Linked DNA regions of Homo sapiens: region 2 is linked to region 1. A link is an interaction called in ENCODE POLR2A ChIA-PET data of the cell type or tissue named here. Cell type or tissue: endothelial cell of umbilical vein. All regions are shown on one strand. Each heading gives the region's core, and the rest is flanking DNA. Links, peaks and the distances in the headings are about the cores only.

The links. ChIA-PET counts read pairs that join two places held together with the same protein. Peaks named below come from ENCODE experiments on the same cell type or tissue, not always from the same donor. Only the 100,000 strongest peaks of a DNase experiment are listed, where the experiment ranks them.
Region 2: POLR2A ChIA-PET joins it to region 1 with 6 read pairs; 5 of 35 experiments call an interaction of 5 or more read pairs at or near these places.

What each region holds. Positions count from the first base shown.
Region 1 is chr2:207,703,237-207,710,233 of GRCh38, reverse strand. No RefSeq gene overlaps it. Among named protein-coding and RNA genes, the nearest start is that of CCNYL1, 4.9 kb to the left of the region's middle. In endothelial cell of umbilical vein, for the core only: no CTCF peak of the experiment used is centred there; a DNase peak (open chromatin) is centred at 1,743.
Region 2 is chr2:208,043,136-208,051,242 of GRCh38, reverse strand. No RefSeq gene overlaps it. Among named protein-coding and RNA genes, the nearest start is that of PLEKHM3, 22 kb to the right of the region's middle. In endothelial cell of umbilical vein, for the core only: no CTCF peak of the experiment used is centred there; no DNase peak of the experiment used is centred there.

The sequences.
Region 1 (6,997 bases), core at 357-2,856:
CTATAAAACCTGCAAAATGGGATTGTTTTTTTTTTGTTTTTTTTTTTTTGAGACGGAGTTTTGCTCTTGTTGGGCGCGGTGGCTCACGTCTGTAATCCCAGCACTTAGAGAGGCAGAGGCGGGTGAATTGCTTGAGGTCAGGAGTTCAAGACCAGCCTGACCAACATGGAGAAACCCCGTCTCTACTAAAAACACAAAAATTAGCCAGGCATGGTGGCGTCCACCCATAGTCCCAGCTACTAGGGAGGCTGAGGCAGGAGAATCTCCTGAACCTGGGAGGCAGAGATTGCAGTGAGCCAAGATCAGTCCACTGCACTCCAGCCTGGGCGACAGAGCAAGACTCCGTCTCAAAGAAAAAAAAAATTGTCTGAAACCCTAGGAATGTCATTAGATACCATTTTGGATGATTCTTGTAGACTTGAGACGATGCCTATTTTAAGGTACAAAATAATGCCTGCATTTAACAACAGACATACACAAAAATAGATATCTACGACCTTGAAAACTGAAGAATTTAAAACTTGCTAACCAGGAAGATATTGGGAAGCATTGTTACGGAAATAGATTTTAAAACATTTTGAATGAAGGGAATATTAGAGAGAATTAAGAAAAAAAAATTCTGTAACAGTGGCAAGCCTGGGAGAGCAAAGGGAAGCAAGTAGGAGGAATGTGCTTTGAATTAAGCAAGAGTTTGATTCTGTGAAAGAAGCTGAGACTTTATATAGGTCCAGAGTTAACTCATACGTTCACTATCCATTCAATACCTGAGCTCTTAGCACATGTCACATACTTTTTAAGTGCTGGGGATGTTGCTTTCACCAAGATAAAAAAAGGCTCCTGTTCCTGCAAAACTTCCAGTAAGGGAGTCAACAGACAACATTGGCCATCACCTCCACCTTCATGGCCTAGGATGGCTATTGATCTCCAGCTATTGGGTCTTCATTCCAGACAGCAGGGTGGAGGAAGGAAAAAGAAAGAAAAAATTTGGGGGCCGGGCATGGTGGCTCACACCTGTAATCCCAGCACTTTGGGAGGTTGAGCGGGGGGTGGATCACCTGAGGTCAGGAGATCGAGACCAGCCTGGCCAACGTGGCAAAACCCTGTCTCCATTAAAAACACAAAAAAAAAGGCTGGGCACGGTGGCTCACACCTGTAATCCCAGCATTTTGGGAGGTCCGAGGCAAGCGGATCATGAGGTCAGGAGTTCAAGACCAGCCTGGCAAACATGATCAAACCTTGTCTGTACTAAAAATACAAAAATTAGCTGGGCATGGTGGTGCCTGCCTATAATTCCAGCTACTCAGGAGGCTGAGGCAGGAGAATTGCTTGAACCAGGACCATGGAGGCGGAGGATGCAGTGAGCCAAGATCACACCTCTGCACTCTAGCCTGGGCTGCATAGCAAAACTCCGTCTCCAAAAAAAATGCAAAAAAATTAGCCGGACATGGTGGCAGCTGTAGTCCCAGCTACTCGGGAGGCTGAGGCAGGAGAATCACTTGAACCCAGGAGGTGGAAGTTGCAGCAAGCCAAGATGGTGCCACTGCACTCCAGCCTGGGTGACAGAGTGAGACTCTGTCTCAAAAAAAAAAAAAAAAAAGAGAAAAGAAAGAAAAAATTTTGGAAGGCCCATATAGCACAGTGCTTACAAATCATTGGCTTAAAGCTTAGTCACATAGCCATACCTAGCTGCAGGGAAGGCTCAAAAAAAAAAAACAATAGTCATATAGCTAGGGTGACTAATACAAAAGGAAGAAACGGATATTGGAAGGCAACTAGCACTCTCTGCCACATTCTGTAAGGAAAAATTAAGGAAGTTTCTGTTTAAAACCAGAATAACAACAGGCCTGGCATGGTGGCTCATGCCTGTAATCCCAGCTCTTTGGGAGGCCAAGGCGGGTGGATCACAAGGTCAAGAGTTTGAGACCAGCTTGGCCAGCATGGTGATATCCCGTCTCTATTAAAAATACAAAAAAATTAGCTGAGCATGGTGGCACGTGCCTGTAGTCCCAGCTACTTGGGAGGCTGAGGCAGGAGAATTGCTTGAGCCCAGGAGGCGGAGGTTGCAATAAGCCAAGATCACACCATTGCACTCCAGCCTGGGCAACAGAGAGAGACTCCGTCTCAAAAAAAAAAAAAAAAAAAAAAAAAAGCGAGAAAGAATAATAGCAATAAAATTTCATAGCCCTTTGCAAGAGTATGTGAAAAACAAGGAATTTGTAATGATCTTTTCTTAAGCTAAGAAGACAGAAAAAGTACAGAGAGGATTAAACTATAGAATGAGACTTTAGGTTAGATGCAAGAACAATTTTATGACAGTCAAGAGATCAGGAATATACAGTTTATTGTGTGTGTGTTGTGACTAATTGGTTCCATCTCAGGTATCATAACTAGTTGTTCTAATATAATAGGATTTTGTGTGTAAGTCATATATACATTTTTTTTCTCAGCAGAGGGTCTATAGTTTTCATCATACCCTCAAAGGTAGCTCTTGGCAAAAATTTTAAGAATTACTGTTATGCCTAATATGATGTGGAACAGCTCAACTTCTCTCATTCCTGATTTCAAAAAATTCCAATCTGGATTTTTCAGTAAATTCGTCATACGATGGTGCTGGTACCTCTAATTTAGTAAACTGCCCTTCTTCCACTTATCTCTTCACTTATCTCTTTTCACTCCTTCTGAACTATTCCCCTGCCTTCTCTCTTCTACACCATGTAGATTTGTTTCTGCCAAGTGAGTCAGTTGAGATGAGAAAGCTAATTTATGAGAAATGATGCTCTGAAAAAAAAAACGAGAAGGGTGTTAGTTTGCCATATCACCAGGGCAGATAATGCTCATTGGACAGGTCAGTTCTTGCCCCAAATTTTCACTGTGATTACAGTTCCAAACATCAGGGTATTTTATGAGACAAATTCTAGGAAGGGCTTGCAGTTTTAAGAGAGACTAGGAGCTTCCTTTTGCCTTCCTGGGCTCTTTTCTCCTCCTTATAAACTGGTGTATTTGCTTCCAGTTTCATTTGCCTAGGTGCTGCAAAAGGTCTAAAATCTTACCCAGCCTTTTCAGCCCACTGCTAGACTTCCTCAGATCACCTCCTAGTGGGGGTGGAAGATCCTTTTTTTTTTTTTTTCCGGAAGTGTCTGTTCAGGCTCCTGGTTTTCTAAGCAAATGCCTGCTCCACTCCCAGTTCCAATGACTATAACAACATGTTGTTTGCAGTTACTTAGTTTTATAAGAGAGCTGCCATCTACACTTGCTCAGGAAATAAACTTACTACAAAATTAATCTGGGAACAACACAAGTATAAATAAATAAACTAGCCAGGTCTGGTGGCTCATGCCTGTAATCCCAGCACTTTGAGAGGCCGAGGCGGCGGACCACCTGAGGTCAGGAGTTTGAGACCAGCCTGGCCATCATGGAGAAACCCCATCTCTACTAAAAATACAGAAATTACCTGGACATGGTGGTAGACGCCTGTAATTCCAGCTGAGGCAGGAGAATCTCTTGAACTCGGGAGGCGGAGTTCAAGTGAGCCAAGATAGCGCCACTGCACTTTAGCCTGGGGGACAGAGCAAAAATTTTTTTTTTTTGAGACAGGGTTTTGCTCTTGTTGCCCAGACTGGAGTGCAATGGCACGATCTCGGCTCACTGCAACCTCCGCCTCCCAGGTTCAAGCGATTCTCCTGCCTCAGCCTCCTGAGTAGCTGGGATTACAGGCATGTGCCACCATACCCGGCTAATTTTTTGTATTTTTTTAGTAGAGACGGGGTTTCACCATGTTGGCCAGGCTGGTCTCGAACCCCTGACCTCAGGTGATCCACCCACCTCAGCCTCCCAAAGTGCTGGGATTATAGGCGTGAGCCACTACACCCGGCCAGCTGGAACCATTTTCTTGCAATGGCTTAACACATTCCCACCAGGTTATTCTAGTAGCCTTTTTGACAGGTACCTTCTCAAATCAAGCTGACATTAGAAAGACAAAACTGGAGGAGGAGGAGGAATTGCATTAAACTTGACAGCAGGGAAAAGTTTGAGGAAGTCTTTTGAACCAGATTTGTCCCCTAGAAACAAAGCTCATAGATTTTAGGACGTCATCTTTTTCTCATGATGGCTCTATTGCCCTATTGTTAAGACAACTCTATTTTTATCCTCACAGCATGCAGTCTACCCTTAAGTACCTCTAGAAATTTTCTATCAGAAGGGATTAGGACAGCAATCTGGATGGATATAGGGCCCAGGAAACTAGTCTTAAGCGATATGTTTGTATAGAAAGCACATTAAAACAAATGAACAAACAAAATACCTACTTAGATTGAATTTTATTGGGAATAGGTCCTTGTCTCCTGTGCTGAGCAGACCTTGCTTCTATAGGGTGCTTGTTTGATGAGTCTACATTGAATAATGCCACACACTCCATGAGCTGTTTCTTTTCAACACACAGATGAAATAGAATACATTTTTTTTTTTGGATGGAGTCTCACTCTGTCGCCCAGGCTGGAGTACAATGGCACAATCTTGGCTCATTGCAACCTCCGCCTCCTGGGTTCAAGCAATTCTCTTGCCTCAGCCTCCCGAGTAGCTGGGACTACAGGTGTGTGCCACCACGCCCAGCTAACTTTTTTGTACTTTTTAGTAGAGATGGGGTTTCACCATATTGGTCAGGCTCGTCTCGAACTCCTGACCTCAATTGATCCACGCACCTCTGCCTCCCAAAGTGCTGGAATTACAGGCATGAGCCACCGCACCCGGCCATGAATGCTCTTATTAAAAAAAAATTCTGCCCAGCACTTTGGGAGGCCGAGGCGGGCGGATCACAAGGTCAGGAGATCGAGACCATCCTGGCTAACACGGTGAAACCCCGTCTCTACTAAAAAGTACAAAAAATTAGCTGGGCGCAGTGGTGGGCGCCTGTAGTCCCAGCTACTCGGGAGGCTGAGGCAGGAGAATGGCGTGAACCTGGGAGGCGGAGCTTGCAGTGAGCCAAGATCGCGCCACTGCACTCCAGCCTGGGTGACAGAGCGAGACTCTGTCTCAAAAAAAAAAAAAAAAAAAAAAATTCTGGTTATGTAATCAATGCTTTGCTCAGGAAAGAAAAAGAAAAACTCTGAGCTCACAGGAGCAATTGAAGCTAGAGTGTCCAAACTGGACCTGTCCTGTTCTTTGCAGCCATAGTGTTAGCTTCAAGATCTAAAGAGTTGGGAACTCAGTAGCTGCCCTGCTCTGGCCATCTGATAAACCTCTATTCAGTCTTTGAGCCTCAGAGTGCCTATGAATTTCTTTGATTCCCTCAAGGCTGTGAGATTCTGCATCTTCAAAGCAATCAGTTCCTTCTCCAAACCCTTACTATAGAGCAACATTGTATTACAGTGTGTGCTAATTGTTTACTTGTCTGACACCCCCATTAAACTAGGAACTTGCTGAGATCAGAGCTAATTTAGTCATTTTTCAATATCTCCCACACTAACTAGCTTGTAGCACTCTCAACAAATTTTTCCTGAATGAATGGATAAATAGATGAAAAAGTTGAATTGACAGTACTAACAATCACAATTTGAGAATTGTGTGCAATGATTCCTTATTTTGTTCAGTATTTCCTATTCTGTTTTATGCCTCTGCTTCTAGTTTCTGTTCTCCTGTAGCATTTTAAAAAACAACAACCATTGTATAAAGCTCATGAGTTCGGGTCAGGAAATTAGGCAGGCCACTATAGGGACTGTTCATGCCTGCTCCAGGATGACTGGGGCCTCATCTGGAGTGGACGTAACGATTGGACCTGGCTGAGACTGCTCACCTGGGGCCATATGTCTGGAGTGTTAGCTCTAGCTGTCAGTGGGGTTCTTCCACTCTTCTCCAAATCACATCCCCAAGACTGAAAGTTTATGATGACTTGCAAATCAAGTGACTAGCCCGTGAAGGCTGGCACATGTGGGACTGGTTGCACATTCCCTATAGCATGGTAATCTCACAATAGTCAGACTTCTTACAGAATGCAGCTATCTAATCTCAGTGTGTTTCACTTCTCCAGGAAACATTAATCTAAAAACATGGGGCAAGTAGAAGAGGTGTGGTGAGCAACATTCCTTCAAGTGAAGGGGAAAAAAATCTCCAAATCTCAAAACCAGTTTCTTCACTATTGTGAAGTTCATCCAGATCATCAGCTTACAATGGATTATGCTAAAATTACTGTAACCAAATCTAAGTCTTATGCACTATCTGGCATCCAGAGAAGCCCATTTTTCTCCTTGCCTCTGAGTTTTTTAGGAGTTAAAAAGAACGCAGCTTTCTGCAGGTGCTTTCACCTGCATAAGTCTATTTTGCTGTAAGTCTATTTTGTCGCATCAACTTATATTTTCAATATATATTCAACTTACATTTTTTTGAAAACAACACACACACACACATTAAATCAAACTAAAAAGAGTAATAGGGGAAATTTCCTAAAATTTACACATTAAGAACATCATATTTTTCTTTTTTTTGTTTTTTTGAGACGGAGTCTCACTCACCAGCCCAGGCTAGAGTGCAGTGGCACGATCTTGGCTCACTGCAACCACCATCTCCCAGGTTCAAGCGATTCTTCCATCTCAGCCTCTCAAGTAGCAGGGATTACAGGCACCTGCAACCATGCCTGGCTACTTTTTTTTTTTTTTTTGAAATGGAGTCTTGCTCTGTCACCCAGGCTGGAGTGCAGTGGCACAATCCTGGCTCACTGCAACCTTTGCCTTCCAGGTTCAAGCGATTCTCCTGCCTCAGCCTCCCGACTACGTAGCTGGGACTACAGGCACGTGCCACCACGTCTGGCTAATTTTTTGTATTTGAGACAGGGTTTCACCATGTTAGCCAGGATGGTCTGCATCTCCTGACCTCGTGATCTGCCCTCCTCGGCCTCCCAAAGTGCTGGGATTACAGGTGTGAGTCACTGCACCCGGCCATAAAACAAGATTTTAAATGTGATTATTATTGCTACTTTTTTTTTTTTAAGAGTCTCGCTGTGTCACCC
Region 2 (8,107 bases), core at 3,008-5,507, 340 kb before region 1:
ATTACTTTCTTGCACAAAAGCCTTCAAACTCCCAGTATTAGTCTGTTCTCACTCTGCTATAAAGAAATACCCGAGACTGGGTAATTTATAAAGGAAAGAGGTTTAATTGACTCACAGTTCCACATTGCTAGGGAGGCCTCAGGAAACTTATAATCATGGCAGAAGGCAAAGGATGAGCAGGCACCTTCTTTACAGCGTGGTAGAATGGAGCAAGTGCAAGCAGAGGAAATGCCAGATGCTTATAAAACCATCAGATCTCCTGAGACTTACTCATTATTACGAGAACAGCATGGGGGAACCAATCCCATGATCCAGTTACCTCCACCTGGTCCCACCCTTGACACATGGAGATTATTACAACTCAAGGTAGATTTGGGTGGGGACACAGAGCCAAACCATATCATTCCCCTCAGGTAATGGTTTCATCCTCAGCCCAGGTTTCACACCTTCCTTGGTCTGTTCAAATCTTTCTTTCCAGGCAGGGCATGGTTGGTCACACCTGTAATCTCAGCACTTTGGGAGGCCAAGGTGGGAAGATCGCTCAAGTCCAGGAGTTCAAGATCAGCCTGGGCAAGATGGCAAGACTCCATCTCTATTTAAAAAAAAAAAAAAAAAAAAAAAAAAGTATCTTTCCAGTATTATTTCCCACAACTTTACCCTCCACACCAGCATTTGCTTTATGAGATTTTTGCTTTATCCCTAAATCAGCCCGTCCCTTTCTTTCTGCCCATATCCATTATAGCCTGACTTCGAAGTCCAACTTCAATACAACATTTTATCTAGAGCCTTCCCTGACCATCCCAAGTCTAGTAAGAGTAATCACAGTTATGGCGACTTCCTTGTAAGCTCATCCAGGCATTATTTATGGTTTACTTTGCAATGGAAGAAATGCCAGTGCCTCCATTTTGTCCTCTCTCACCTGACCAAGATCCTCTCTCTGCAGATTACTGTCTCTCTCCCCTGTATCCTCAATCTCTCTTTCTTTACTGGCTCCTTCCCATCTCCATTTAAAACTTTTCAAGAGTCTCCAATTTTAAATGAAGCAGAAAGTATGTGGCAGGGAAAGTTCTGGTCCCCCTAAGTAAAGCGCTGAGAATACTGAATTGCAAGCCCCAGAATACTGCAGCAGTGAATTCCGGGGCTCGCAATTTTCCGTGCACTGCGTTAAGCTCCAAGTATCAGACAATTAAGCAGTGGGCAGATGGGGAGAGGGAGGTAAACTGTAACAAGTATTTTGGAAAAACAGTTTGACAGTAAAGAGTTGAAGATTAAAGTGTTCCCTGGGGCCTTACCTGCAGGCGATATGTTCCAAGATCCCCAGTGGATGCTTGAAACTGCGGATAGTACTGAACCCTATGTATACTATGTTTTTCCTTATACATACATACCTATGAATAATAAATTAGCCACAGTAAGAGATTAACAACAATTAACAAAATAGAACAATAATACCAATATACTGTAATAAAAGTTATATGAATTTGGTCTCTTTCAAAATATCTGATTGTACTGTACTCACCTATTTTCAGACGTTGACTATGGGTAACTGAAACCACAGAAAGCAAAACCACATGTTGGGGGGACTGTTGTAACATCCTTATGACCAAGCAATTCCATTCCTAAATATATACTCTATAGAATTCCTTGAGCATGTGCACCACGAGACATGTACAAGAATATTCATAGCAGCATACTTGTCATAGTCCAAAACTGCAAACAATTCAAATGTCCATCAAGAGTAGAGCAAATAAATAAAAATGGTTGTATTGTAATACACACAAATGTATTATACTGTATATGGAATGCTTAATAGTATTCTATACAAGAGAATACTACTGAGTGGTGAAAATGAATAAACCATAGCTACATGTAACGACATGGATGAATCCCATCAACATTTGAGAAAAAAAAAGGAAAAGCAACCCCTAATATCCAGCAGCTGTGCTCGTGCTATCAGATGGCCGCTCACAACTAAACATTGGTGTTCACCTGTTGAAAGTAAGTAATTTCATGTAACATAACACCAGATAAGGCCACACTGTGACCATGATAAAGACAAAAACAAGATTACTCTGTAATCACATCTGACCACAGACAAAACATGGATATTGCCCAGACCACAAAAATGACTAAGTACCCTCTTATTCTAGCTAATATGAGGGACTGCTGCTTTTTTCCCAATTACAGCATTAGCCTTGGTCTAGCCTTCCCTCCTTCTAGATAAGATTTAGTGCGATACTCAGTGCTCCTGACAGTATCTAATCCAGAGCAAAGTCCTTGTTCCTTAAACTCTCCCCAAAATTACCTAACAGAAGCCCAAATCCTACAATGAGTCCTGACACCCTCTTACTAGGATGTCCTGACACCCTCTTACTGAGATATCCTGACACTCTCTTACTGAGATGCCCCCTCCTTCCCCATGCTGTGCTTCCCCCTCACTATAATGAGTAACGAACTCAATTTCTTCAACTGCAGGAGTTTTCCTGTTGGACTGCAGGGCATTGGCACATTAAATTGAAAGAAGCAAGTCCTCCCAAGATAAAAACTTCCTTGAATAGGAATGATGAGAAAAATAACAATAATAATAAGAAGAAAAAAAGCAAAATATAAACTTGCATTCAAATTTCTTGAAATACTAATTACATTATTTAGGGATGCTTATCACATCCTAAGTGATGTGATACAACTATACAACTATAGCTGTATAAATGATACAACTATAGAAATAAAAGCAAAGAGGCCAGGCGCCGTGGCTCAAGCCTGTATTCCCAGCACTTTGGGAGGCCGAGGCAGGCGGATCACCTGAGGTCAGGAGACCAGCCTGGCCAACATGGTAAAACCCTGTCTCTACTAAAAATACAAAATTAGCCGGGCGTGGTGGTGCACACGTGTAGTTCCAGCTACTCGGGAGGCTGAGGCAAGAGAATCGCTTGAACCGGGGAGGCGGAGGTTGCAGTGAGCCAAGATGTACCACTGCACTCCAGCCTGGGCAACAAGAATGAAACTCTGTTTCAAAAAGAAAAAAAAAGAAGAAAGAAGGGCAGGGCAGGGCAGGGCAGGGCAGGGCAGGGCAGGGAAGGGAACGGGATGGGAGGGGAGGGGAGGGGAGGGAAGGGAGAAAGAAAGGAAATAAAAGCAAAGAGAGGATTATGACAAACACTGGCATAGTGTTAGCTCTGAGGGGAAGAAAGGGAGGGGCTAGGTCAAGGCATAATCGAGGAGTGAGCACCAGTGAAATCTGCTGCCAGAGAGCAGGTAGGGGAAAGCTGACTGAAACCTGGAAACTGACCTGACAGCTACAGAGGTGACCTCTTCTCCGGATGTGTCTGAGAAGAGGGCTCCAGCATTATTCCACTTGACAGAGAATGGATTCAAGAGCTTGTTTGATAATAAACCTTCAGTCTAGACGTAGCTTACCTTATTCAAGGATGAGTAAAGAGGGCAAAACACTGCAGCCTTGGAGACACTTGCAGAATAGGAAAAAGGAAACAACTTCCAGAAGGTTCCAGGGTAGAGCTTGCCCCAGGAATTGATCTACTGTAGAATACAGAAGGAAACTTCAGGGAACTGGAAGTCTCCAAAGGTATAAGAAGGATTATTTTTTTTTTAAGGGAAGGGCCAGGAGTTATTAAAAGAAAGGAATAAAATCAAGACATAAGGATGAAATGAAAAATGCAATGTATTCATCTGTTGAGGCTACTCTAACAAAGCACCATGGACTGGGTGGCTTTTAAAGAACAGAAATTTATTTCTGATTGTTCTCTAGGCTTGGAAGTCCAAGATCAAGGCACTGGCAGATTCGGTGTCTGGTGAAGGCCTGCTTGCTTCCCTTTAGACAGCCGTCTTCTCACTGTAATCTCACGTGGCTGAAGAAGCCAGAGGGAAGGGCCTCTCTCAGGCCTCTTTTATTAAGACACTAATCCAATGCATGAAGACTCCATCCCATGACCTAATCACCTCCCAAAGGCCTTTTACCTCCTAATACCTTCACCTTGAGGGTTAGGATTTCAACATATAAATTTTTGGGGAATGCAAGCATTCAGACCATACCATAGACAATCTTTTTTTTTTTTTTTTTTTTTTTTGAGACAGAGTGCAGCGTCACGATCATGGCTCACTGCAGCCTCAAACTCCTGGGCTCAAGCGTTACTCCCTTCTCAGCCTCTCAAGTAGCTGGGACTATAGGCATGAGCCACCACACCCAGCTAATATTTTATCTTATTTTATTTTATTTTATTTAGAAATAGGGTCTCACTCTGTTGCTCAGGCTGGTCTGGAACTCCTGAGCTCAAACGATCTTCCCACTTCGGCCTTCCAAAATGCTGGGTACAGGCATGAGCCATCATGCCTGGCCACAACAAGATTTTTATTAAAGGAAGAATGATGTAATGAAGAAAGATTGCAAGGAAATTCTTGTGTGCTGGAATTAAAAAAAAAAAAAAAAACAGGCCAGGCACAGTGGCTCACTCCTATAATCCTAGTACTTTGGGAGGCTGAGGCTGGCGGATCATGAGGTCAGGAGTTCGAGACCAGCCTGGCCAAGAGACCAGCCTGGCCAATATGGTGAAACCCCGTCTCTACTAAAAATACAAAAATTAGCCGGACATAGTGGTGGACACCTGTAATCCCAGCTATTCAGGAGGCTGAGGCAGGAGAATTGCTTGAACCCGGGAGGTGGAGGTTGCAGTGAGCCGAAGATCATGCCATTGCACTCCAGCCTGGGCAACACAGTGGGACTCCGACTCAAAAACAAAACAAAACACCACAATGTTGGAAGCGTAGCAAAACTGATGCTGTAGTGACAAGGACAAGTTAAATAACTTTCCCAAAATACAGGGAAAAAAAGGACAATGAATGATAAAGATAAGATGGTAGAAATGAAGGCTAAAGAGCGAAAAACAGAGTCAACTGACATTTCTTAAGAACTCAGAATCAGTGGAAAGACACACTCACCAGGGATATGAGAGGAGAGTGATTCTCCACTGGAGGGTGGAGATGAGAGAGTGTGATAACAGCCTGGGTGGGCACATGATGAGAATGGCCCCAATGGGCTGGCGTACTTTTAAATTGCAGTAATTAGTGTCTGCTAATTGGGCTGTATTGTGTGCTTCAGTTGAGTTAGGAAAAAAATAAGTCAGAACCACTGTAAAATAGAAGTCTGATATAAGAAAATGAATGCGTATGAATGAATGAGTGAAGTTGTTTAACTAGATCAAAAGTGCTAATACATGTTCCAGATGAAATAAATCTCAGGACTTCAAAACCAGACTGGGCAACACAGTGAGACCTCATCTCTACAAAAAAATAAAGGAAATGGCCGGGCGCGGTGGCTCACGCCTGTAATCCCAGCACTTTGGGAGGCCGAGGCGGGCGGATCACGAGGTCAGGAGATCGAGACCATCCCGGCTAAAACGGTGAAACCCCGTCTCTACTAAAAATACAAAAAATTAGCCGGGCGTAGTGGCGGGCGCCTGTAGTCCCAGCTACTTGGGAGGCTGAGGCAGGAGAATGGCGTGAACCCGGGAGGCGGAGCTTGCAGTGAGCCGAGATCCTGCCACTGCACTCCAGCCTGGGCGACAGAGCGAGACTCCGTCTCAAAAAAAAAAAATAAAAATAAAAATAAAGGAAATTAGCCAGGTGTGGTGGCATATGCTTATAGATCCTACTCCAGAGGCTGAGGTGGGAGGATTGCTTAAGCCCTGGAATTCGAGGCTGCAGTGAGCTACGAACATGCCATTGCACTCCACCCTAGGTGATAGAGTGAGACCCTGTCTCAAAAAAAAAAAAAAAAATCAAGAAAAACGTACACCTAGACATATTTGAACAAAATTTTTGAACCACAGAATTAAGAAAAAAAAAGCTACCATATTTTCTCATTATAAAAATTAAATCCCAAAACAAAGAAAAAAATTAATATTGTCACAAGTTTCTCTTTTTGTGTCACATGAAATACCTGAACGCAATGAAACAATGTTTACAGAGTGCTGAGAAATGAGGTTGAAATAATACTCAGCCACATTTTTATTCAGGAAAAGGCAATATAAAGACTCCTCCAATTCAAAAGCACTTGGAAAGAAGCCACCTCTGTACTCTTCATTAAAAATTACATGAGATGGACTCTAACAAACTAATAAACTGGTAAGTCATGGTGATCAGTACTTATCAACTAAAATTGAGATAGTTTTAATACAAAAATTAACTAAGCATGGTGACGTGCATCTGTAGCTCCAGCTACTCGGGAGGCTGAGGTGGGAGGATCACTTGAGCTGGGGAGGTGAGCCAAGAACATGCCACTGCACTCCAGCTCAGATGACAGAGCTAGACTCTGTCTCAAAAAAAAGGGAAAAAAAAAAGGAGATAGTTTTAACCAGTGGCACAGCAGATTCCTATTCTCTATACAACAAACTCAATTTCAGAAACAAAATCATTAAGTAAAACAACAATAATAATAGTTTATCTTTCAGAAAAGAAAAGCAGAAAGTGAAAATATTTTATTAAACTTTGTTCTAGTAAAAATTATTACATTACAAAAAAGGAAAATATGGATTAATGCTTTTTAATAACAATGACGTATTTTGTTTTTGTTTCTCATAAAAGGAAAATCTTGTAACTTTGTGCCTACATACTGGTTGGTTGCAGCAATGAATAATAGCATTACAGTTTGATAATAATTATGAAAGACCAACATGTTAAAAACAAGAATAAATTCCAATTGTAAAGATTTTATTCAAATTCAGTACAATATTTCACGTAAAAATGAAAATTTGTAATCAAATTTTTGCCAATCAAATACATTCACTTTGTAGTCTGCATTGTTTCACTGTTTCATATTACAAATATCAATAGCCCAAAAGGTCACAAAGGACAGAACTAAAGTTAACTCATATTCTTATTTTTTCTCTTTGTAATCACTATTATTTCAAATCTACTGTTTAAACACAGGCATTTCACTAGGATTGAAATCACAACTAGGCCCCCAAAGTGAGCTGGAACCATCTGGTCCATTATAAAGGTACTTTTAAAGGAGCCTGCAGGCCGGGCGCAGTGGCTCACGCCTGTAATCCCTGCACTTTGAGAGGCCAAGGCGGGCGGATCACGAGGTCAGGAGACCATCCTGGCTAACACCGTGAAACCCCGTCTCTACTAAAAATACAAAAAATTAGCCGGGCGTAGTGGCGGGCGCCTGTAGTCCCAGCAACTCGGAAGGCTGAGGCAGGAGAATGGCGTGAACCTGGGAGGCGGAGCTTGCAGTGAGCGGAGATTGTACCACTGCACTCCAGCCTGGGCGACAGCAAGACTCTGTCTCAAAATAAATAAATAAATAAATAAATAAATAAATAAATAAATAAATAAATAAATAAATAAGGAGCCAGCATCGCTGAGTCCCGTGTGTTGGAAACTGAATGTATAACTGGAAATTCTTGTAATTTACTTCCATGTAGAACACTGGGTTTGCTGAAGGATGAGTAATAAAATGTGCTAAGTTGAAGTTTACATGCACATTATTAAAACTCAGTAACCTCAGCAATTGTTCAGATTTACGCCAAATATTTTTTTCAGGGAGGAATATTTTGTCATTGACCTTGTTTACGTTTGCTGGCACATGGTGATCAGCACGGCCCAACTTTCAGTTGATTTTATTATTGTTCCCACTGCCCTACCCTTGGTCTACCACTGGCTTTAATAATTCTGGGAGGCCAGACACGGTGGCTCACATCTGTAATCTCAGCACTTTGGGAGGCTGAGGTGGGACGACTGCTTGAGACCAGGAGTTCAAGGCCAGCCTGGACAACATAGCGAGACCTTATCTCTATTTTTTAAAATGGAAAATATGTATAAAAACTTTTCCTTCAGCTCTCATTCCACTCCGACCACTTCTTTTCTCAATTTTTATAATGCCTTTCAAACTTTAGTGTGTATAGGAATCCCCTGGAGAGATTGTTAATGCTCCTGTTTCCCCACCCCCAGAACTTCTGATTCAATAGGGTGACCCAACATTTGCATTTCAAACAATCATTTGCATTTCAAACAATATTCCCAAATGATGTTGATGCCGCATGCAGGTTGTGGATCACACTTCTAGAGACACTGGTCCAGAACTCAATAA